2 separate regions of the Homo sapiens genome follow, and region 2 is linked to region 1. Evidence: chromatin loops called from intact Hi-C (ENCODE). Cell type or tissue: K562. All regions are shown on one strand. Links, peaks and the distances in the headings refer to the core of each region. The heading gives the core; the rest is flanking DNA.

Region 1 (12,577 bases), core at 1-5,000:
AATCTGGGGTAGGGAGAGAAGCCACCCTCCCTCCCCAGAACAGACAAACAAGACACAAGCCCAGTGCCATGGAATCTTCGAGAAAGCTCCACAGATCAGGAAGCTTGCAAATTTGTGACACTTCACACACAGCAGGAACCATCTCAAAACAACAACAACAAAACGAAGCAGTCATCTTCCACCCCAAAAAGCCACAAATCCAGGGCACGACCCTCCTAGCCAAGTCTCAGGGCGAGGAGAAGGTGTGAGGGAAGATGGTTGTTCAAGGGAAACCTGAAAGGGGAGAAGGGGATTGAAATCTACGGCCCAAACCACAGACTTCAGAGGAGAATAATATTCCTGGCCTCTGGCTCCAGTCTGCCCAAGGCCCAGCAGGGTGTCTAGGGATGAGTTAAGGAAGTGGGAGGCTGTCAGCGGTGGAGAGGGGGCATAGCTGGTGCGGGAACCCTTAGACTAAACCAAAGCTCGTGCCTGAGACTGGCACCAACAGGAGCAGCGGCATGGGAAGCAAGTAATGTCAGAGTTGCCTGGCGCAGTGCCTGGAACTCAGTAGGCACTCTTAAAAAAAATGTGAGCAGCAGAGAACACACGAGGCAACACTCACACATTTTTGGCGCAGCTAAGCTCCCTCAGCCCGCGCACCCCCTTCTCAAAATGCACCTCCGGCCCCCCCAGTAGCTGAAGCCTGCCCTGGCCGGTCACCCCGGGGCCGCTCCCCTGTTCCTGCGCAAGACTCCGAGGAGTGCTTGTCACCAGGCCACCGCAGTGCTTCTGAGAGCGGGAATCCGCGAACTGGAGTCCCGTCTTCCTTCTGGCGTCCTGTCTTCCTTTTGGAGCTCCCCCTCAAGGACCCCGGGAGCCCATCCTACAGTGAGGCGGGCCGAGGCCGGCGCGCATCGAGGGGACGCGGGACTCGGCCAGCCCGCGGTAGGGCCGGGGCAAAGCGGGCGCGGGGCTCGAGGAACGCGGGGCCGCTGGGGTCCCGGGAGCCGTCCCGGCTCCCGGGGAGAGGGAGCTGGGCGCGAAGGGCTCCCGGGTCCCGGGATGGAGACTCACCTCGACTGGAGGATCAATAAGATGCCTAGGAGGACTGGAAGAACTTTGGACAACATTTCCGCGGAGACCGGCGCGACCACCTGCGCGGAGGTCGCGGCTCACGCTCTGGCCGCACTGAGCGCGGGGCGGAGGCTTTTGCTGGGCTCCAACTTTCACTCCTCCCACTCGCCCCGCCCCGTCCCGCGCTCCCCGCCCCAGGCCCGCCCCGATGGAAATCTCCGACGACGTGACGGCTGCTGCGGTGGGGAGCCGGGGAGGCTCGCGCGGGCGCGGGAAGGAGGCGGGAGCCCGGTTGCTGAGGCCCCCCGTCCCCACGCCGCCACTGCGGCGCTGCCAGACAGCCAGGGGCGGGGGAGGCGGAGGGAGGAGGCGGCGAGCCCGCGGCGCGGGGCCTGGGCGGGGGAAACTCGCGCCCCAGGCTGTGGCCGGCAGGGAGCTGCTTCAGGGACAAGATGTGGGGCTGGATGTGCTCACGCCCCAGAGGCGACCCCCTCCTGCCCGCTGGCACGCCGCGGGGTCAAACTGTGCTCTCCAGCCGTGGCTTCCTCCCCGCCACCTGTTGCACCCCATTGCTTCCCCAAGTGTCCTGGCTTCAACCTCCCTCTCTGGTTTTCCCAGCTCTCAGCCCACAATCTTCAGTCCTTCGGAATACAAGTCTTGTCGTATGAAGGAAGCCGGGTAACTCAGCACCTTCCTTGGCACCGAGAAGAAGAGAGACAGGGGTCTCCCCAGCAAGCTCTGATGTGAGGTATTCCACAGGGCAAATTCCCAGGTATTTGGGGGCAGGGAGGACCCGCCAACAGAGGACCAGGCGGAGACATTCACTGGAGAATTTTCTCTGAACCCCAAGGGGGCACTGCCACAATGTGGCTCCCGCTTTGGCCCCAGAAGCTGAGTGTGAGAGGGACCAACTGGAATAGAGGAGGCTTTGGAAACCTCCTTGAGACTGGATGGCCGAATCTTTCTGGAGACTTGGCACCAGGTGATAGCAGAAGAAGACACGAGAAGGCACAGAGGGGGAAGGGGAAGGGGCAGTGCCCCACTTCAGGGGAGACACGTCAAGAGTCTCAAGCATACTTGGACTTCATCTTCTTTCCCTAGACCCTTCTGATTTGCTTCAGAAGGAGAAGGAATGGCAAAGATTTGTGTACCAAGCTGATGCCAGACGCTGGCAGCATCCTCACCTGTTGCTCCAGAAGGGGCTGTGTGCATCCTTGAAGAGGCTTAGCTCTACCACACTCACCTACAACACCCTCTTCACCACCCCACCTCCCAAGCACATCACTCTGCTTTGTCCTCTTCACAACACTGCTCACTCATTGATGATTATCTTGGGCATTTTTTATGAGCTTGTTTACAGTGGGTCTCTCCTACTGAAGTAAGCTCAGGGACAAACACACACATGCATACACACAAAATGTGTCTGTTGGGGTCTCCACTGTATCCCTAAGACTTAGCAGAGCTCTGGGTACACAATAGGCACTCAACCAAATGTGTCACTGATTTGTGTGCAGCTGTGTGTGTCCTACTACCACTGAGTTAGTCCACTAGGACCTGGGGCTGCCTTCAGACTACGGTGCAAGACAGAAGAGACTGCAGGACATGTTTAGGCTTGCACAGCCCCTCACCCCCGCCCCCCGACACACACCGGGAAGAGCCCCATACTTTCTTTCATGCTTTGCTGCTGAAATTTTTAATAATTTTTGAACAAGTGGACCTGCATTTTTCTTTTTTCCTGGGCCCTGCAAATTATATAGCCAGTTTTGCCCTGGGCAGAAATGCCGCAGAGCAGGGAACAGGCAAACACGCGGCTTTGCTGAGGCCATGAGGAAGAGAAGGCTGCCAGTCCATCCGCCTGCCGTCCTGTCCAACACCAGACTGCTATGGAAAGGAGCATGTCTGCCCTTACTGTAGCCAGCCTGGGATTTGAAGTGTCCTGTATGCATGTCTCTTCCTCCACTGACATTGGACCTCCGGGAAATGAAGGTTTGTCTGATTTACCTGTATTCCCCTGGGTTGAGCACAGTGACCAATGACCAGTAGGCATTAATTACGTTTGCTGAATGAGCGACTGAATCCCAGGCAGACAAAGGAAGCAAGTGATTACAGCTCCCTCATCAGAGATTCCCAGGCACTTTTCTCTTACAGGTTGATATTAATCATACTTTGCCATCTTCCTTATAAACCTCATCGAAGGGATAGCTCATCCACAGGATAGCTGTGAGGATTTGTGGAGGCTACAGAATGTTATTATTATTTTGTAGTTTTTCAAGTATTTGCCACATGCTTGTCTAGGTCAGGCCATCGACTTTATGATAGAGGAATATATGGCAAGGACTCAGATGATGTCCTGGCCCTTACATATGTTTTTCAAGAGAGGAGTGGGAACTTGTGGTAAAATTAGTAAAAAATTACTATTTTTTCAAAAATTACTAACACAAGGTACAAAGTCATGAGGGCCCCAGAGTTCCCAGGAAAACACTTATGTGATCTCTAGCCTCTCAAAGCAAGAAAAGGGTATTATAGGCAGCAGAGGTGCAGAGATGGACATTCCAAATTGAGAGCCAGCCAGGGTGTTGAAACCAGCTATGTGTGGTGTTTGACAGAGAACAAGGAGGAGATTGCCTGAGGCATTTGTGAAGAGAAATTTTTGGAGATAAAGCTGGAGTGGGAGGCTGGCCAGGCAATTGCACTTTATCCTGTGGGCAACAGGGGAGTTGCAGACGAGTACCAAAAGGGTACATTGTACGTCCAAACGTTGTTTCCAAAGATCCCTCTGGTGGGGGTAGGCGGGAGAGTTTGCGGGATGGAGAGCTGGAGCCTCTTTTCTCCCAGTGAACAGGATCAGAGCCACAGGGATGGCCAGAAGAGGAGCCGCAGGAGGGAGCAACATCTAAGATGTACAACTGACAGATGGAGTTGGGGAGGAGGCAAAGGAGGGAGGTTTGTTGGAAAAGGCTCACAGGGTCTTCCCGGGTGACCAGGGTGGCAGAACAGAATAATGAAGGCAGGAGGAGGAGAAAGAGCTTTTAGTCACAGCCATGATAGCAGCTCCCTGCATTTTGCATTTCACTTTTTAAAGTTCCATTAGAAATAAACATTCTCATTTAGTGTCTAGGTACGTGTGTGTGTGTGTGTGTGCGTGTGTGTGTGTGCATGTGTGTGGGTGCACACCCCTCTCCCTGGCTGTTTGTACTTCAGATGTGCTTCTCTTCAACTAGATATTCAAGCTGAATATAAACAAAACTGTTAATACAGCAGCTGTGTTTTCATAACTAAACCAAACTACCCATTGATTGGAATAGCAGTGAGCAACCCCCTTGTCAGTTGTGAATTATCAAATTAAATAACCAACAGCAAACCACCATGTGACCTACTATATATGTGATTTAGGGACAAAACCAGAGTTGCTGGTCATAAAGTCTGTGTGTTCATGCCCTAGCATGGCCTAAACTGTAGCACATGCACACATGCTTTTCTTATTAGCTCAAGGAAAAAATACCAGCCCAGACAAATCTTACATGGCTCTTAGCTTGTTAAGTACCTGGGCTTGCAGCAAGACCGAGATGCCAGGGACACTGGGGAAAGCACCTAGAGAAAGAACTATGTACAGGGCTAAGCCAAGTGCAGAAGTGGATGAAGGAGCAAGCAGGGGACAACCAGGCTTCAAAGCAGATAGACTAACAATGGAGGCAGAGGCAGTACAGGGTAGTGACCAGACCTCTGTGCTCCACTGCACACAGGGCACAGGTTGAATTTCAGATCATCCCCTAACTACTGGCTAAATGACTAGGAGCAAGTTCCTTAAAGCCCCTGAACCTCACATTACTCACTTGTCAAATGGAAATTATAATACTTCCCACCTCACGTGGCACCTGTGATGATTCAATGGCAAAGACCAGGTAAAGCAGTTAGCACCATGTCTGGCACATGGTCAGTACTCAACAAAGCTTACCTGCCATTCTCAACATTACTATTATTAGCTAATAACTGATAAATGACAGCGCAGGCACACCTGGTATCCTTGAGGTCTTGAGTAACACCAGGAAGTATCTGGCCAAAGAGCAAGACCTCAGCCCTAGACATACACTGCAGAGCAAGGGCTCATGTCCCAAGGCGGTTGAAATGCTGTGGACAAAACAGGATTCCAGACCTCAGGAAACTGGACCACTGTGAGCACTGCAGGCTGGTGGCACCAGGCTATAAGGGAGGAGAGAGGCATGACTGGGGATGGAGATTGCCTGGCACATGGGTGGCATTCAAGACCATGGAACTGGATGCAGTCACCCAGGGAGAGATAAACAGGCTTAAGCTTGAGTCCTGAGAGGGGTGTCAGAGAAGCCAACACAAGGGAGGGCATTTCTTGTAGGCTGGTGGTTTTAATCATGTGCTAATAAGTCAAGGACTGAATGGTGTCCAGTGGATGACTCAACAAGGAGGTTATTGGTAAGCTTCGGGCAGGGGCTGATCCTCAACACAGAGTTGAGGGGGGGTGTGAGATGGACAGGTAAGAGAAAAGAGCGTATGACTGTAGACAGCTTGCTTGAGAAGTGGCTCGAAAGCAGTGAGAACTGTGACTGTCTCCCACACCAAATACAGGGAGAGAGGCTTAGTGCAGGGGCCATGTCTGATTCTGCTCTGGGCTAGAGGGTTTTAGAGAAGGAGAGGAAGAGATTTAAGGAGAATTCCCATAATGCTGGCAAATGATGTTGGTTGAGAATATTGAGATCTGGAAAGTGTCTGCTCTGAGGGGTGAATGTGTGAGGAGGATGTGAAATCAGCAGGTATAGACAACTCCTCAGGAAGCTCAACATGAAGGAAGACACAGCTAGAGGGAGGCAAATATTTGAAGCATTTTGATTTTTGTGTTTTACAGATGCATGAGACAGAAACATGTTTATAGGCTGAGAGGGAGAAGCCAATTGAAGGGGAGAGGGTGGAAAGCCTTCATGAAGCAGGTGTGTATGGTCAGAGCCCAGTGGGGAGAATTGGCTGCTAGTGGAGGATGAATGCTTCTTCCTCAGAGGAGGGAAGGACAGAAGGAGAGGAGAGGACACAAACAGACTCATTCATTCATTCAACTAATATATGTTACTATGTGCCAGGTACTAGCCTAGGTGCTAAAGATCATAGTGATGAGAAAAGCAAATTGAAAGCCTTGTTCTTGTGAGGCATACATCCCAGAGAAATGAGACAGACCTCAAATAATAAATATAAGGAACAGACAAGTTACTTATATTTATACAGCACATTAGAAGGTAATAAATGGTTTGGAGAAAAATAAGCAGAATCTGATAAGTAGGATTCGGAGTGCTATGGGGGGATAATTTTAAATAGGGTGCTCAGGCAGAGCATCACTGAGAAGGTGATGTTTGGGGAAAGAGTGTTCTAGTAAGAATCAAGAAAAAGTGAAAATTATTAACATGTTCCAGGCCCAACAAGAAAGTCAGTGTGGCTGGAATAGAGTGAAGAAAGAGGAAGTAGCAGGAGATGAGGTTAGAGAGAAAACAAGATTGAGCTGGAAAATCATGGAGTGTCATGTAGCCATTGGAAGAAGTTAACTTTTCTTCTGATTGAAAGTGGGAGTCACTGGGAGAGTTATGAGAAGAGGAGTGACACAATTTGAATTACTTTTTTAAAGGACCACTTCCCTTAGAATAAATTGATGATGGTGAAGATAAAAACAGAGGGGCTAATTAAGGGGCAACTGCAGCAATTGCAAAAGAGATGATGGTCACAGTGGAGATAGTGAGAGGTATTCAGACTTTGGCTCTATTTTGAAAATGGAGTCAATAAGATTTCCTGCCAAATTATATGAAGTGTGAAAGAAAGAGAGACGTCAAGGATGGCTCCAGAATGGTAGAACTACCAACAGCTGAAATGGGGAAGGCTATGGATAGAACAGGTTTTTGTTTGTTTGCTTGTTTGTTTGTTTGTTTGTTTTTTCTGCTGTTTTGTTTTGTGGGAGTTTGGTTTTCCTGGAGTTTTGGTTGGTTTTGTTGGAAGATAGGTCAGAAGTTCAGTTTTCCACATGGTGATTTGAGGTGTCTATTAGACTTCCAAATTCAGGTGTGATCTTGAGTCTGAAATGTGGGTGGGAGAAAAGTGTAGCCTGGATATATACATTTGGGAATCATCAGTATAGAGATGGCACTTAAGGCCATGAAACTGAATGAGATGAACATGAGAGTGCATGTAGCTGGAGAAGGGGAGTGAGACAACGACTGAGCCCTGAGGTGAAGAGGATGGGAAGAAGAGAAGGAGCCAGGGAACAAGACTGAGAAATGTGACCAGTGAGGTAGGAAGAGGAAAACATCTCTTGATGTTTCACTCAGGAGAGTGAAACATCCTGCAAGTCAAGGAGAGAGAGATCAACTGTCAAATGATGCCGGCAGGTCCAGGGGAGTAAGACTAAGAATTGACCACTGGGGCTAGCAACATATAAGTCATTAGTGCCCTTGAGAAGAAAAATTTCTATGGTGTGTGCGTGTGTGTGTGCGTGTTGGGAAGGGTGGGTAGGAGAGGTAAAAGACTGCTCAAGTGGGTTCACAAAAGACTAGGAATTAGAGATAATGAGCTTAGAAACCTCCTTGGAAGAGTTTTGTTGCAGAAGGCAGCAGCAAAATAGGGCAGTTGTTGAAGAAGGAAGGAGACTCTAGAGAAGGTTACATGGGGAAAATAACAGCATGTGTGTATGCCAAGGGGAATGCCTAAGTGCAGAGTCAACCCTTTATACTACCAGGGAGGGAAGAGGAGTGCCGTGGTGTCACTGAGTCAGCAAGAAGGGATGAGATGTAACCCTTTGGAAGCAGAATTAGAGGAGGTGACTACCCTACCTCCAGACTCTGAGAAACATGGAGTGTGGAGAATGAATCTCTTCACTTGCCTCCCAGAACTGGTACCTAATCACAATGTATTGATTGGGTTAAGGACTGAGTGAGTAGTCGAGAGGCCTGCAGGGGAAGCTACATTCTCCAGGCAGGGAGGAACTGTAGTTGGATTTGGACAAAGAGGTAGAAGTAGTATTCAGAGATGAGATGGGAGTAGAGGAGGCATTTTTCTCCTAGAGCAAGGTGCTGGTGGGCCAGTGGGAGGTTTTGAAGATGTGGAGGGGGCACAGGAGTGCTCAGAGGTTCCGTGGAAGTTGAAGAAATGCAGAGTAGTACCACAGAGCACAGTGGAGGGCTGAGGTGGGTCTTGCTGAGGTTTGAGGGAGATGATTAACTGCACCCTCTCCCTTCTCTTGGAAATTCAGAGTAATTAACACAAAAGACATTGGAGTCAGAGAGATATAGAAATGTGGTTACTTCACCCACATCCCCTATAGTTCTCACCTTCGTAAAGCCCTTCCCCCAATGTACAACCCTGCCTCCTTTGTGTATTCTCATTCTTTGTAGGAGGGTAACACTTCCAGCTCCTCCCTCCTCTCTCACAGGCGCTGTTCTGGGTGTTGAGGATGCAGTGACAGGGCAGATTAAGTCTTTGCCTTCATGAAGTTTACATGTTTATGCAGGGAAACGGGCAATCAGCAGACAAGGAAATAAATCTGATAATTTCCAGTATGAAATGCCATGAAGAATGACTACAGGATAATGACTGGGGGGGACTCTCAGTCTGCCCAGGGTGCAGGGAACATCTTGGTCTCCTCTTGGGCTCTCTGGGAAGCTTGGAACCACAGGGTAATCAGCTCTGAAGGCCCTTTTGCCATTTCTAATTCCAATGTGGAATAAAGGGAGCGGGAGGAAGGCAAAATGACAAGGCTATTAATATACGAAAGGCTGCCAAGCCATTATCGTTTATTTCAAGTGGTGGTAAAAGCAGATGACTCATCCTTCAGAGCTGCAGGACTTTGCACCAAACAGTCTGGATAGTTTATTGGCTTGCCTGTTTTTCTGAGCTTGAAGTCAGGGTGACAGGGCTTCTGAGCTTGAATAATCCTGAGAAGCCATATTTCCTTACCCCAACCCTAAGAAAGACTTTCCCAGAAGGTCTCAAGGGAACAAATAGATGTTTCAGCAATGGTTTGGAGCCAGGAAGCTTCCTGGTGAAGATGAAGCCAAGCAGCTACACTGAAGAGTCTTTTTTTTTTTTTTTTTTTTTTTTTTTTGAGACAGAGTCTTGCTCTGTCGCCCAGGCTGGAGTGCAGTGGCATGATCTTGGCTCACTGCAACCTCCACCTCCCAGGTTCAAGCAATTCTCCTGCCTCAGCCTCTCAAGTAGCTGGGACTACAGGCACGTGCCACCACGCCTGGCTATTTTTTTGTATTTTTAGTAGAGACGGGGTTTCACTGTGTAGCCAGGATGGTCTCGATCTCCTGACCTCATGGTCTGCCAGCCTCGGCCCCCAAAGTGCTGGGATTACAGGCGTGAGCCAACGCGCCTGGCCAAGAGTCTTTGTGTTTTTCTTACCCTCCCTTACCAGCCATGCTTGCTTGCCCTGCTGTAGGTTAGGGAGGAAAAGAGGGAATCTCTTTCTGACATTTCCAGTAGTATCACCTTTTCCCTGGCAATCTGGTGAAATGTAGCCTATTAATGAAAGACATTTCTCCTCCCAAAGCTGTGGAAAACCAATTGTTGAGTTCATAATGCTTGCCAATCAGTTAGAACAATTGGGAATGTTGAGATTGGTCAAGTGCCCCAAGAGGCTCCTTGGATGGAAGAGCTGCCATCAAATTTATGGTGTGTAGCAGCCTGTCTTACAAAAGGGATTTGCTCCAACAGATTGGGAAGTGAACTCATCAGGGAAGTAAGTGTAAAAAGGTCTTTGTAAAGAGCAGGTGTTCTGTCTTTCCTGATGCATCATCAGTGATATCACTGGTTGGGCCTCAGTTCCAGCATTTTTATTGCTGGTGCTCTTGTATGACATAGAAAGGGCTCAGTGGTGAGCTAGATCACTTTGATACTGCCTGTTTCTATGGGCAACTTTGACAGGAACAACAACAGAGAATATTTTTCTCCCTCTAAAAGGGCTGTAAGAGAAATCAGGATTGGAAAGAGACTATAAAAGACTTGATGACATCAGCCTTAACTTTTTCCTGGAATAGAAGTCTTCCTCACAAGTAGGGCATTCAAACTCAGTTTGAGCCAGAGATGAGGAGCTCACTACCTCCACAGGGCAGCATGTGTCACTTTTCAATAAGCTCCACAGCAAAATAGTCGTTTGACATGGTAAGTGAAGAATTTTCTGAGAGAAGGTAGAGGAGTCAATCAGATCATCCCTTACTTTTCAAGTCCAAGTTGGCCAGGACAAAACAGTTAAACTTGAGATTAGAGAGCCTGTCCCTACTACTCTTGTGCTATGTGCACTCAGGCAGGCATAGTTTGAGCCCCCCCACACACACATAGAGGCATCCACTCTGTGACATTCATTATTTATTTTCACAAGAAAAATAACTAATTGACACATTGTCCTAATAGTTCTGATGTGATATAGACCAAAGATTAGCCAAGTATATAGAGACATCATACTTATCTCAATGTCCCAAAATCAATGCTAAAGCTCCTGCCATTTCTTCATAGACAAGCTTTTGGAACTTCACTCAGAGTCTGTTTACACTTAGTTTACAAACAGATCTACCTGTCTTGCAGAAACCTGGTTTTCCAGTCCACAGCAGCTTAACAGCAAAACTAGAAGAGAACAGGGCTTATTCACCTGATAATCCAGACTAGAAATAGTTATTAGTATTGTTATATTTTATGCAATTAACCATCGAATTTTCAGTATGTTCTTGGCAAAATCATTTTTCTTTTTCTGAACCTCAGTTTCTGTTTTTGTTTGTTTGGTGTGAGAAACTCCCTTGCATACTTAGGCTGTGTTATTGCTTAAGTCACCTATTGTGTTAGATAATTTACAGTACTTTTAGCTGCAAATAATGGAAACCCTTACTCAGACTGACTCAGACAACAAAAACATTTGTAACAGGAAGTCCATTCGTGTGTGGGCTGCTGGGTTGCTTAATTCAGCAGCTTGACATGTTATCGAAGACCATCTCACAGACATCACAATGGAGTTGGCTCTTTTCTTTAGTGGCAGAACTTGAACTAGAACAAGAACTAAATCTAACATCATATGACAGCTAACACGGTTCTGTTAGCTGCCTGTGCTGCCTTAGAACTGTGGGTATTCCCAAGTCAGCAGTTGCTTTCTGTATGAGGCTGTGTTTGGGGAAAAAAAAAAAAATCACTGGAAGCAGAAGAAAGCTGTCTCAGGGCACTCTTGATGTCAAATAGGCTTCCCTAACTCTAGGAAGAATCCGATTCCATGATATGGCTCCTTGTATATCAGAATGGAAAAAAGCCAAAGACGTTGGCCAGGACTTGGTCTGTTCAGGATGTTTCTCATCGGGAGAGGTGAGAACAGTGGATACTTTAAGGGATAGAGTGAGAAGTGAAACTGGCATACGTTTTCTCCTTTAGGTGTACAAGGGGGCTTTCAAGGATTTAAGGAAAGCAGTTTAGTCAGATTTGTGTTTTGTAAGGTTAACCTGGCTGTGATGGCAAGTCTGGATTTGAGGAAATGGGTGTGTGACCAGAAGTAGCTAGGTCTCTTAAGACTGTGTTGCAACATTCTGGGACAGAAATATTGAGAATTTGACTGAGGTCAGGGCAGAGGGGAAGGAGAAAAAGGGCCGAAAGTCTGTCAGATATTCATTCCAACCTGGTAGTTGTTGGCAGATTGTATGTAAGCTGGGAAAGGAAGGTTCCACTGACGGAGTCCATTAGGTTTCAGGTTCCATACCCCGACACTCTGATTGTCTCTGATGCCCTTCGCTGAAATGGGCTGCACAGAGAAGACAGGAAGCCATGTACTAGAAGATGGGGGTTTTGAAAATTTGGGATATGTTGACTCTGAGTCCAAGTGGAAGTTTCCAGGAGGCGGTTGAATATATCAGGCTGGAGCGTAGGACAGATATTTAGGTTATAGATTGACTTGTTAATATTAGGAATAGTATTGTACAGAACTATGTGATTTACAGAGCAGCTCTATCTTCATGATTTTATTTAGCTCTCACCCAAACTCTGTGAGGTAGACATTATCTTTCCCGCTTCCCAGCTGAAATAACTGTGTCTCAGAGAAAGTAGATGACTTGCCTAAGATTACACAGTCAGAAAGGAACAGAGCTGGGGCTAGAATGCAGGTCCCTCAATGCTGAGTGCCACATGCTTCCCCTTGTTCTTCAGATAGCAATGTCAGCCGCAGCAAGATCATGATAGAAGCTGTGGCAATTGCTGAGGTCCCTGGGAAAGCTTATGAAGAGCCAGAAGAGAGCTGGGCAGAGGATGGAGTCCTAGAGCTTTCGTGAAAGTAGACGTAAGCTGCCTGCAGCTGGGCCTGCAGAATTCTGATTGATGGGACAAAGTTATTATTCCACTTGCCTTTGGACCTTGCCTAGTCTCTTGACCCTGGGGATGCTGCAACTTTGCCTTTCCCAGCTCTCCTCCCACACCTACCCCAGCCTTCTCCTCCCTTTGCTCCTGCTGGAGTCACTGGGTTCTGGCTTGCAGTTTGGATCACGGTTCT
Region 2 (12,725 bases), core at 3,327-8,326, 62 kb after region 1:
GGGTTTTAAGAAAACACAGCTTAGTTTTTGGTGACTCCACATTAGGAAAAATGAGGAGAAAGGAAGGAAATAAAATGTAAACATTATTTTCAAGGCTTGTAGCTAAGAAAAATTAGAATTCGGTCCAAAGTGTAGAAAATAATAAAAACTGACTAGAGCCTAATGGTAGGTGTAATATAGTTTTTGAAACATATTTTTTCTCTCTCCGGTTTCCCATTTTTACTAAAGACAAATTATTATAGGATTAATTTGCTTTATTGTACTTGGCCAGATTATTTGTATAAAGTGCAGCAAGAATAATTCTTTTTCACATAGGCTTTTTATTTTAATTGGCTTTGATGGAATTTGTTTCATAGAAGGAATCTCAGATAAGACTTTTTTAAAGCCAAGCCCAGCCATGGATTTGTACCATTAAATACCTATGAGTTGGGTAAATTCCTCTCCTCTTGAGGTTCCAAGATAAATTTGGGGCTCCTGGGCCTGTCAGAAAGTGGCATTGTTTACTTACCACAGGTCAAGAACCCTGTATAGGGACTGTGTAGACAAAGGTATAAGGCCAGATTTTCCAAAGGGCTTTATTGGCTCTGTAAGTCAAGTTTGATTCCTTAAAGGAAAGCATTCCATTCCAGTCAAAGCCTTGGTAAAATAGCCAGTTTCTCCAATTGTGTCCTGTTACAAATGAAAACAGATTCTTATTGCACTTATGCAAATGACTATATCATCATAACTTAAGAATACTCACAGTTTCCAAATTCTGTAGAAATCAGGTAGAGAGAAACAAATATGCTCCAAATTTTGTCCATAAGAATATACTTTACTCAACTGTTAAAAGCTTTAAATAGCTTAAAAGTTTTCTTTTAAGAAAAACAAAGGATCAGCAACACTTTTAGCAAAAAGTTAGAAAGATTATTTCATACTTCTATTAGTCTAGTAATTGCAGTTAATTTCTCTTCTGCTTGATACTCATAAACATGTCAGTTCTCTATGAGTCCTGAAAGTTTTCCTCTATTCTGATGTCACAGTCTCCAAAGTTCTCAGAAACCTGCATTCAAAATCACCTGTTAGAGTTTTATAGCTGATTATAAAACCACCTTCTAAAGAGGACCAAAACAAGGCAACAATTGTCCATGGATGACAAAAAGTTTTAGGACAGCCATAAGCAAAGACACAATTAACAAGGAAATTTATTACCTCTGTGGCACACAATAATTTAGCATAACAATTATAATTGTTGCTGGTAGTGTACATTAAATCATATCAGAAATATAGGGGTTTCCCATAGTTTTGGAACACATACCAATAACACATTTATACAAATGCAGCCCAAAGGAAACCAAACACAATTTTACATTTGACAATGCTTCCTGTACAATTTTTATACCATATAAGCCAAATATGTCGTTTTTGGTCTTTTTTTTTATTAGCATTTTTTTATTATTATACTTTAAGTTTTAGGGTACATGTGCACAATGTGCAGGTTAGTTACATAGGTATACATGTGACATGCTGGTGCGCTGCACCCACTAACTCGTCATCTAGCATTAGGTATATCTCCCAATGCTATCCCTCCCCCCTCCCCTCACCCCACAACAGTCCCCAGAGTGTGATGTTCCCCTTCCTGTGTCCATGTGTTCTCATTGTTCAATTCCCACCTATGAGTGAGAATATGCGGTGTTTGGTTTTTGTTCTTGCGATAGTTTACTGAGAATGATGATTTCCAATTTCATCCATGTCCCTACAAAGGACCTGAACTCATCATGTTTTATGGCTGCATAGTATTCCATGGTGTATATGTGCCACATTTTCTTAATCCGGTCTATCATTGTTGGACATTTGGGTTGGTTCCAAGTCTTTGCTATTGTGAATAGTGCTGCAATAAACATACATGTTCATGTGTCTTTATAGCAGCATGATTTATAATCCTTTGGGTATATACCCAGTAATGGGATGGCTGGGTCAAATGGTATTTCTAGTTCTAGATCCCAAAGGAATCGCCACACCGACTTCCACAATGGTTGAACTAGTTTACAGTCCCACCAACAGTGTAAAAGTTTTCCTATTTCTCCACATCCTCTCCAGCACCTGTTGTTTCCTGACTTTTTAATGATCGCCATTCTAACTGGTGTGAGATGATATCTCATTGTGGTTTTGATTTGCATTTCTCTGATGGCCAGTGATGATGAGCATTTTTTCATGTGTTTTTTGGCTGCATAAATGTCTTCTTTTGAGAAGTGTCTGTTCATGTCCTTTGCCCACTTTCTGATGGAGTTGTTTGTTTTTTTCTTGTAAATTTGAGTTCATTGTAGATTCTGGATATTAGCCCTTTGTCAGATGAGTAGGTTGCGAAAATTTTCTCCCATTTTGTGGGTTGCCTGTTCACTCTAACAGTAGTTTCTTTTGCTGTGCAGAAGCTCTTTAGTTTAATTAGATCCCATTTGTCAATTTTGGCTTTTGTTGCCATTGCTTTTGGTGTTTTAGACATGAAGTCCTTGCCCATGCCTATGTCCTGAATGGTAATGCCTAGGTTTTCTTCTAGGGTTTTTATGGTTTTAGGTCTAACATTTAAGTCTTTAATCCATCTTGAATTGATTTTTGTATAAGGTGTAAGGAAGGGATCCAGTTTCAGCTTTCTCCATATGGCTAGCCAGTTTTCCCAGCACCATTTATCAAATAGGGAATCCTTTCCCCATTGCTTGTTTTTGTCAGGTTTGTCAAAGATCAGATAGTTGTAGATATGTGGCGTTATTTCTGAGGTCTCTGTTCTGTTCCATTGATCTATATCTCTGTTTTGGAACCAGTACCATGCTGTTTTGGTTACTGTAGCCTTGTAGTGTAGTTTGAAGTCAGGTAGCATGATGCCTCCAGCTTTGTTCTTTTGGCTTAGGATTGACTTGGCAATGCGGGCTCTTTTTTGGTTCCATATGAACTTTAAAGTAGTTTTTCCCAATTCTGTGAAGAAAGTCATTGGTAGCTTGATGGGGATGGCATTGAATGTATAAATTACCTTGGGCAGTATGGCCATTTTCACGATATTGATTCTTCCTACCCACGAGCATGGAATGTTCTTCCATTTGTTTGTATCCTCTTTTGTTTCATTGAGCAGTGGTTTGTAGTTCTCCTTGAGGAGGTCCTTCACATCCCTTGTAAGTTGGATTCTTAGGTATTTTATTCTCTTTGAAGCAATTGTGAATGGGAGTTCACTCATGATTTGGCTCTCTGTTTGTCTGTTGTTGGTGTATAAGAATGCTTGTGATTTTTGTACATTGATTTTGTATCCTGACACTTTGCTGAAGTTGCTTATCAGCTTAAGGAGATTTTGGGCTGAGACAATGGGGTTTTCTAGATATACAATCATGTCATCTGCAAACAGGGACAATTTGACTTCCTCTTTTCCTAACTGAATACCCTTTATTTCCTTCTCCTGCCTAATTGCCCTGGCCAGAACTTCCAATACTATGTTGAATAGGAGTGGTGAGAGAGGGCATCCCTGTCTTGTGCCGGTTTTCAAAGGGAATGCTTCCAGTTTTTGCCCATTCCATATGATATTGGCTGTGGGTTTGTCATAGATAGCTGTTATTATTTTGAGATACGTCCCATCAATACCTAATTTATTGAGAGTTTTTAGCATGAAGCGTTGTTGAATTTTGTCAAAGGCCTTTTCTGCATCTATTGAGATAATCATGTGGTTTTTGTCTTTGGTTCTGTTTATATGCTGGATTACATTTATTGATTTGCTTATATTGAACCAGCCTTGCATCCCAGGGATGAAGCCCACTTGATTATGGTGGATAAGCTTTTTGATGTGCTGTTGGATTTGGTTTGCCAGTATTTTATTGAGGATTTTTGCATCAATGTTCATCAAGGATATTGGTCTAAAATTCTCTTTGTTGGTTGTGTCTCTGCCAGGCTTTGGTATCAGGATGATGCTGGCCTCATAAAATGAGTTAGGGAGGATTCCCTCTTTTTCTGTTGATTGGAATAGTTTCAGAAGGAATGGCATTTTTGGTGTTTAAGGAATCTATTAATAATATCTTAAAGGTTAATTAGGTCAGAAAAAGACATAATTTACAATTTGATTTGGAAAGTGTGTCAAATATGAAAGGCTTAAAACACTTGATATTATGAAACAGGATCACAGGTCATTGTAAAATAAGTCGTTCATTTAACCAAAGTGATAAGAATTTCAAAAAAAAGGCAAAAACCTTCATTCTTTGAGAGAGGAGACATAATTTTTCAAACAATAAGCCCTAAAAAAAACAGCACGAAGCCAATTAAATTTGTTTTCCAAAATTTTGTAATCTATAACATTTTCATCTTGATCATAAGATATAACTTTCTTAAGCCTTTATAACCTTTATTAACAGGTCAGTTCATATTTCAAGAAAACCCTGTTATTCTGACCCAGGGGCCCGTATGCTGGTGTTGCATCAATGTGCCTTTGACATTCATGATTAATTTATAGAGAAACTGAACTTATTTTATCTCTCAGAATAAGTACTTACAATCTCACATGCTCATGTCTTCCATGATCATCCCTGGCCCTTGAGGAGTTAAATAGCTTTAATTTTTTGCCCTGTGTCTCAGGAAGGCAGTTTATTTTGATTGGCATCTTCTACTGGGACTGAAAATGAGGCTTTAATTGCTGTTAGTTTTTAAGATTTAGCAGGTCTTGGTGTTCTTTTTAGACCCAGGAGATAAAGCCCTGTAACTCAATGTCACAAGAACTTTCAAAGCACATATAGGAAAATGCAAGAATGTAATAAACTTAATTTAAAAAATATTTTTTTAATATCAGTTTCTCCTAAGCAAACCAAACTTAATAATAATGCCATAGGAACTATTTTGATAAAATGTAAAATCTGTTAGGCCAGTTATCAAAAGGCAAAAGAAAAGACACTGTGCAGTGCACAGAATATTATTTTGGAATAAAATATTTCCTTTAGCTCTTTAGGAAACTACTGTTAGCATCAGGCCACAAAAAACAGAACCCAAGGAGGAAAAAAAACATATATTTGAGCTGAAAATGAGTTCAAGGGGAATGTTACTTTTTCATGCCTTTTAAAAGGGGAGAGAACACTGAAACCAGTGAGATGCAATAAAAGTTGAACTTTGGGTTGAAATAAAAAAAATTAAAATCTCTTATAATTTATCAAGAGTAAATCAAACCCTTAAGAAAATTTCATTGTTCTAACCAATTCTTTATGTGTTTTTTTACATCAAACCTAATCTCTAGAAAGATCATTATAATTTCCCTTTAATCATAGACAACATGATCATATATAAATTTTTGTTGTTTTTTAAAAATAAATCCTTTTCTTATGACTTACACAGACCGTTTATGACATCCTTGAAATTGTTTTTCTGAACATCCCTCTGTCCTTAACAACCAGCCATTTTATTCTAGTACTAAATTTATCATACAAGGTTCTTTCTCATATGAAATTATTTCTCTTTAGCCTTCTTACAAGAAAAAACCCTCTTTATTTATATAACTTTCTTAACATCTCTTTTATTTCCTGGCTCCTTTTACCTTGTTTGAAAAATGACCCTTAAATAAACTTTTGAATTAGGCAAAAATTGTTCACTTTTTAAAAAGAATACCATTTTATTTTAGAAAGAATGTTTTCTCACAAATATATTTTTCTTGGAAAATACGCAAATAATAATATATCTATTACTTAATTTAACATAACTTTAGATTCTAAATTATGATGAGTTTGTCTACAAGTATTTATCCTGTAATATATATCTAATTATTTTATTCTAATCATGTACCTAGATTATTTATAAAAACTATGATGGTCGTTATTTAAAGTTAGGGAACCACCACTGCAGAATTATAACTGAGCCAGTGAAAAATATTTGACCTGACTCCATCTTGCTTTTAACTTCCAAGCTTTCCTTGTTCATTCCTGGGCATAGGACAAACTAAGTTTGGGAGGAACTTACTTTATAGTTTAGCTTTGAAACAAAGATGATGACAATCCTTTCCCAAAACAAACCTTAATGCCTGTGGACTAGACTGCCTAAAGCCACAAGAATAGAAGTTATGGTAATCTTACTAAATTCAAGACATAACTATTTTTATTAAGCCAGCATCAATGTCTGATTTATTAAAGATTATACAAGCAAAGGTCATTCTGTCTTGTGCTGGGTTTGTAGATTTGTAACCCCTATGCCAAATTTTGACACCTTATAATATTTGGCAGGAATAAATATGAAATTGCTTGATTAATACATGCAAATAAATGTGTGCTGGTGATTCTTAAGACATTTCTAATATTACTTTACCAATAATTTTAAAGCTAGCTTATTTAATAAAGATTTTAAGTTATGTAAACTTGAAAAAGCATTTGACTAGTCTTTTATTTTTTCCTGATAAAATATTTGATTCAAATGTTTCTATTTTCTTAAGCCAATTAATTAGCAGTCTTTTATATATTTTCAGTAGTGAAACATTGTGTATGCAACACATAAATACATAGACATATTAGGCATGCCGGTAGAAGCACATCTTATAGTTTTATAAAAACCTTTTATTTTCCTATTTTAGACTTTCAGATTCTTGATAACCTGTTTCACAACCCTAGGAAGTTGTCAGCTAAATAGCCTTAAATTTGCATATTAAAGCAAACAACTCAGGTGAAAAATCAAATAGCAAAATTTATATCATAAGGTACAGAGAGAAAAAGCCTGTTTGTGCTAGAGGGAGATTAAAGATGGATGCCAAATCAAACATAAATTGTAGAAATCTATCACAGGATTGTATAAGGAGACCAGTTTTATTTAGATAGGGACTACCTATCTTTTGACTGGATCTCTGAGCTTTGGACAGAGCCTACAATGAATCATGGGTCTCCACAAAGGGATAATTATTGTGAGGTTAGATCACATGATGCTTTTACAGTACACTTAATTTTTTTTTAAACAAAGACATTTCTAAGTATCGAAACCATACTCTTCCTTAAAGACCCAAGAGTAACCTCTGTTGCAATAACTATAAACAGGTAATGCAATACAAAAGTAAGCAGTTTAAGAGCTGAGACGAACTTGTCTGTTTACATTCTTGGGGTTCCATAAGGAAAAACAGGTTTCTCCCCCAAAGGGAGTCAGTCTTCTCCATTTTCTTTAAAGAATCCCAGGCTGTTATAAAGTATTTTAGGTCCCCATGCAGCAGAGGGTGCAAGAGAAAGAAGAGAAAGCAGAAGTAAATGAAGAAAACAGAATTCAGTCAACTGAGAAGAAAAAGCTTTTGCTTCAGAAGAAGACAAGGTCCTAGGAGAAAAACAAAAACAAAAACATGAAGGCCTTTTAAATACAAACACACACATATGGGCACACACAAACACACATCTTGGATGTTAGCTTTTAATTAAGCTGACTTTTGACCATTGAGTTCCTTTTAAAAATACCTTCTTAAATCTCATTACCATATCTCAGCTAGGACAAATTGCTGCTATTTCAGAAGGGTAGCCATTGCTTTTTCAGTTTGGCCTGGCTAGGAAAAAGGTGGCCTTGTTATGTAAATAAAGCCCCTTTGTAATAAAAATAAAAAATCTTTCCTCTTTTTTTTGTCTTTTTGCTGGCCGTCTTTCTCCTTGCACCACACCACCGTGTGTGTGTGTGTGTGTGTGTGTGTGTGTGTGAATTTAACTCCTTCCGAGGTCTTGTTCCCCATAATTTGGAACTTCCTTGGGATTTGATCAAGTCACATAGAGCTGATCAAACCCAATGTGAAAAAGACTGAAACAACAACAAAAACAGAAACAACTAATGACAACAGCAAAAAACAGTTAAGCAAAATAAACAATTGCACAACTTATATGATTACTGAGCACTCTAATGGTAAGGAGAAATTAAGATCAGCTGGTTGTTAATCTTAACTTTAGCCAAGACATACTCCAATTTAGTTACTTGCCTAGGGATAGGCTCAGGCTGAAGACCGCTCTCTAACACCCTAGAAGCAGAAAAAAAAAAAAAACCCTCTTTTTCCCTGTTGGAAGTGAGCTCAAACTCCATAAAGGAATTTCCTGCCTTCCATCATCATGGAAGCAGGAAAAACTTGTCTTCCTTGTGTTTGTTGGAAGTGTGTACAACTCCAAAAAAAGGAGTTGTACAGCAAAATAAATTTTAGATCTCAACCAAATTTTGGCAGATCAGAGATTCTCTGGAGGAGGTGCTTCCAGGTCTCAGCAAATTGTCCTATTGGTTTGAGCCATAAGCATAGCTCAATCTGATACCAAGCACAGATAGAAGATTTTTCAAAGGTCAGGAGCACCTCCTCTCAGACTCCCTTTGTGGTTATCAAAATGTGAACCTGAAAATCTGAGACAGGTCTCAGTTAATTTAGAAAGTTCATTTTTCCAAGTTTGAGGACCCCCGTGCCTATGACACAGCCTCAGGAGGTCCTGACTACATGTGCCCAAGGTGGTCAGAGCACAGTTTGGTTTTACACATTTTTTGGAGACATGAAACATCAATCAACATATGTAAGATGAACATTGGTTCAGTCTGGAAAGACGGGACAACTATAAGTGGGGAGGGGGTTTCCAGCTCATAGGTAGATAAGACACAAATTGTTGTATTCTTTTGAATTTCTGATTAGCCTCTCCAAAGGAGGCAATCAGATATGCATTTATCTCAGTGAGCAGAGGGGTGACTTTGAACAGAATGTGAGGCAAGTATGCCCTAAGAAGTTTTCCCCTTTAGCTTAGTGATTGTGGGGGCCCAAGGTATTTTCGTTTCACAAAGCTCAAGTAATAGTAAAGTGAGGGTAGTCTAAGAAATCTCCAGTCTTCAACTTTAACGAAAGTGGTTCCATATTAGAAGAGTCCCCTGGTTGTCCCATACAATAGCTAATATTCTGTAAAGAGAATCACATTGATCCTAGGTTTCATTACCAGTACAATAAAGATAATCGGGCATACAAGTAAACCAGACACCATCAATAACAACAAAAAACAAAAGCAAAACACAGCAAATACCAGAAAAAGACACAAACTTTAGAAAACTCAGTTGTCAGATATAGATTATTAAATAATTGTACTTATCATATATACAGTAATAAAAGAAAAAACTTGAAAATATCTGCAAATTAAAGATACCTATGTATGCATTTCTAAATTAAAAACTCAATGCATGCTTTTACAGTAGATTATACGTAGCTGAAGAAATAATTATTGTAAGACAGATAAGAAGAAATTATTCAGAATGCAGCAAGTAGATATGAAAAGCTGGAAATACAGAGGAAAATAAGAGATGTAATGGATACAATAAATAGCCCTTACCTATATCTAGTTGAAATCCCAGCAGGAGAAGATAAAGCACATTAGGTGGAGGAAATATTTTAGGCGATAATAGTGGAGAAATTTCCACAACTGACAAAAGACACCAATCCACGGTTTTAGAAAGCCCCTCCTCTCTCTAAAATCCCAATGATAAAAGAGAATAAGTAAACAACAGCTAGATACATTATAGTGAAATCACAGAAACCTGAGAAAGAAAACCTTAAAAGTAGCCTGATAAAAAGACATATAACTTTTAAAAGAGTAGATTAATAGCTGGCTTATAGCAGCAATGGAAGCCAGAAAATAGTGAAATGATTTCATCCATATACTGAGGGAAAATAACTGTCAACCTAGAATGATATACCCAGTGAACATATCATTCAAGAATGGAGGCAAGATAATGACAGTTTTTAGACAGAAAATTATAAATTACCACCAATAATCAAGCACTAAAAAGTCTAATAACTATCTATTAAGCTAGCCAACTAGCTATTATCTATCAGTGTATAATGGATATAGTTTATTTTGAAGGCTAATTATTATCCCACATAATATCTCAGATAATTTATCTCAGATAAGTGTGAGATGCATAAAGAAATAAAGGCTAAATGAAATGATTATATAAATTATAATGAACTAAATGTTTTAATCAAAATAAGACAATTGCCAGAATGGAAAAAATCCAACTTTAAGCAGTTCACAAGAGATGCATTCAAAATATAAGAATATGTAAACTAAAAGAATATAAAAAATTAGATTATGCAAACACTAATAAAATACAATTTTTATAGCTGTATTAATTTCAGACATTTTTAAGGCAAAATGCAATCTTAGAGAGAAAGGTCACTTTATAATGAAAAAAGGTTAATGTTGCCCCAAAATATCGCATTTAAAAATTATGCACCTAGTAACATAGTAACAACAGATATAAAGTTGACAGATACAAAGAGAAATAAAGTCAATAAGCATAGTTGGAGATTTTATCATAACTCAGAAAAACCAAAAAGGATTATAAGAGATTTGATCAATATGCTAAACAAACTTTACTTTATGGACAAATATAATATTTAAAATTTGGTAACATTTGTCCCATGGCTAGAACACACTAATCTAGAAACCAAGAGATAGAGGATGGAGAACAGCCTCTCAGGATTACACCTCATCACTCACTTGAAAATTACACCTCATCACTCACTTGAAAAATGTTTGCTTGCCATCTTCACATCTTTGGACTATGATTGTATAATGGTCTTAGAGCCCCACAAAGGAAGACTTATGCCATAGCACTCAACAAAGGTTTCACTAAATTGAAAACTGAGACTGCAACATGGTCATTTCAGGTATTTTTTGACACTTGATTGATAATCAATATACGGGTTACTATATTGTCTAAAATAATTAATATCAGTTTTTAAGAGGAACTAAGATTGTTGATATCCAAAGGTAACAGGGATACTTATGTTTGGATCTCAGGAGACTTTTTGGGAAATCTTCCTATACTCCAATTTCCAATGATAAAAATCAGTTGAGATACATCACGGCCCCCCCAGAACATCATACACCTCAGGAATAAAATTCTGAGTAGTCTATCCACCAGCTAATTATACTTCCTACCGACTCTCTGGCTGAAAGCATAAAGCAAAGAGAATAAGTAATGATTCCAGTAATGGCAGACTATAACATGAAAGTCATCCCTCATACTGAGAACAACCAAATAATCTGAATATGTTTTTTAAAAATATGATGAAAGACATCATAGAGTTAACAAAGCAAGAAGTATATGTAGCAAAAATACAGAAGAAGAAGAAGAAAACCCAGAGAGGTAATTTGAGATTTGGTGGTTGCTTTTTCCTTAGGGAAATTTTTCAATTCCAGAAGAGACTACTGAAAGGCTACAAACTGAGCAGAAATTTTAACAGGTCCATATGCTTAGGAAGACAAAAACTAGAGTCCAAGGCCTGCCAAGGAGACACGCTGGTAAAATCTTCAGGCTTTGGGCTAAAATCCCAAATATTAGTTCTCTAGGAGTAAGAGTGAACCATGCCTAGACTAGGACTTGTAGTGCTTTAAGATCATCATAGAATCATCTTCATACCTGAATGGATTAAGGTTCTTCTGGGATTGATAATGCTCCTTTAGCTCTAACCCAGAAGCAAACAAATCTTCTGTGTAGGAAGGTAGCATCTTTCTAGGCCTCAAATTATAATTTTTCACATATGATATCCAGCACACAATCTTTTTTTTATTATTTTTATTGTCATATTTTTTAAAATTATACTTTAAATTCTGGGATACAAGTGCAGAATGTACAAGTTTGTTACATAGGTATACACGTGCCATGGTGGTTTGCTGCACCCATCAACCCGTCATGTACATTAGGTATTTCTCCTAATGCTGTCCCTCCCCTAGTCCCCCACCCCCCGACAGGCCCCAGTGTGTGACGTTCCCATCTCTGTGTCCATGTGTTCTTATTGATCAACTCCCACTTATGAGTGAGAACATGCGGTGTTTAGTTTTCTGTTCTTGTGTTAGTTTGCTGAGAATGATGGTTTCCAGCTTCATCCATATCCCTGCAAAGGACATGAACTTATCCTTTTTTTATGGCTGCATAGTATCCCATGGTGTATGTGTGCCACATTTTCTTTATCTAGTCTATCATTGATGAGCATTTGGGTTGGTTTCAAGTCTTTGCTATTGTGAACAGTGCCACAATACACATACAAGCAGCACACAATCTTAAATAGCTATGCATAGGAGGTGACAGAACAATATGAACAAAACCCAAAACAAATAAGGCAAATTGAAATAAACACACAGACAATCCATATAATGGTGTTTGGAGACATAGATTTTAATATGTTTATCATGAATCTATTATGCTTAATATTAATTAAAATGGAGCCTTATGAAAAATAATAAACTAAATATTCTAGAATTGAAAACTTTAAAAATAAACTAAAACTAATAACTTAAAGATGAATTTAACAGCTCTTAACCTAAATAACCATCAGAGAGAAGCTCTCTAAACCAAAAATATATGTATTTGAGATACAGCATGGCAATGGGAATATGCATGTCATAGTAAACTATGTGTGTATTCAGGGAAGTAAAGGAAGACAAAGGTTTTTTTGTTTGTTTCTTTGTTTGTTTTTTAATGAGGAGATTGTCCTTGGCCACAAAGATCCATAGCAAGGGTGATGCCAGTCCTAGTTGGGACAGGCAGTTGCTGAGCAGATGTCCTTGTAAAAGGATATTTATGTGTAAGCTTGCCGTGGACTTTGAGCAAGGTTGTGGATTTTGAAGAATGCACCTCTTGTAAACAGCTTAGAGCTATATTTTTTCAAACTTAACAAGACATAACTTTAAGATGTAAAATTAAATGGAAAGTTTATGATGTTTATTGTATTTATATTAACTTAATTTTGAGTAGTTTATTTA

Evidence for each region. Hi-C counts contacts between places; a loop is a spot of excess contacts. Peaks named below come from ENCODE experiments on the same cell type or tissue, not always from the same donor. Only the 100,000 strongest peaks of a DNase experiment are listed, where the experiment ranks them.
Region 2: a loop joins it to region 1, with 3 times the contacts of the local background. A loop is called at or near these places in 3 of 110 quality-filtered maps.

The regions. Positions count from the first base shown.
Region 1 is chrX:151,973,514-151,986,090 of GRCh38, forward strand. GABRE (gamma-aminobutyric acid type A receptor subunit epsilon) reads right to left here and starts at 1,163. Exons shown (of 9, transcript NM_004961.4): 1 at 1,057-1,163. The coding sequence starts at 1,112. RefSeq lists a silencer at 12,536-12,577. In K562, for the core only: a CTCF peak has its summit at 1,904 (motif pointing right); DNase peaks (open chromatin) are centred at 738, 1,298 and 1,898; H3K4me3 peaks cover 3,485 bases.
Region 2 is chrX:152,032,071-152,044,795 of GRCh38, forward strand. No RefSeq gene overlaps it. Among named protein-coding and RNA genes, the nearest start is that of GABRE, 64 kb to the left of the region's middle. In K562, for the core only: no CTCF peak of the experiment used is centred there; no DNase peak of the experiment used is centred there.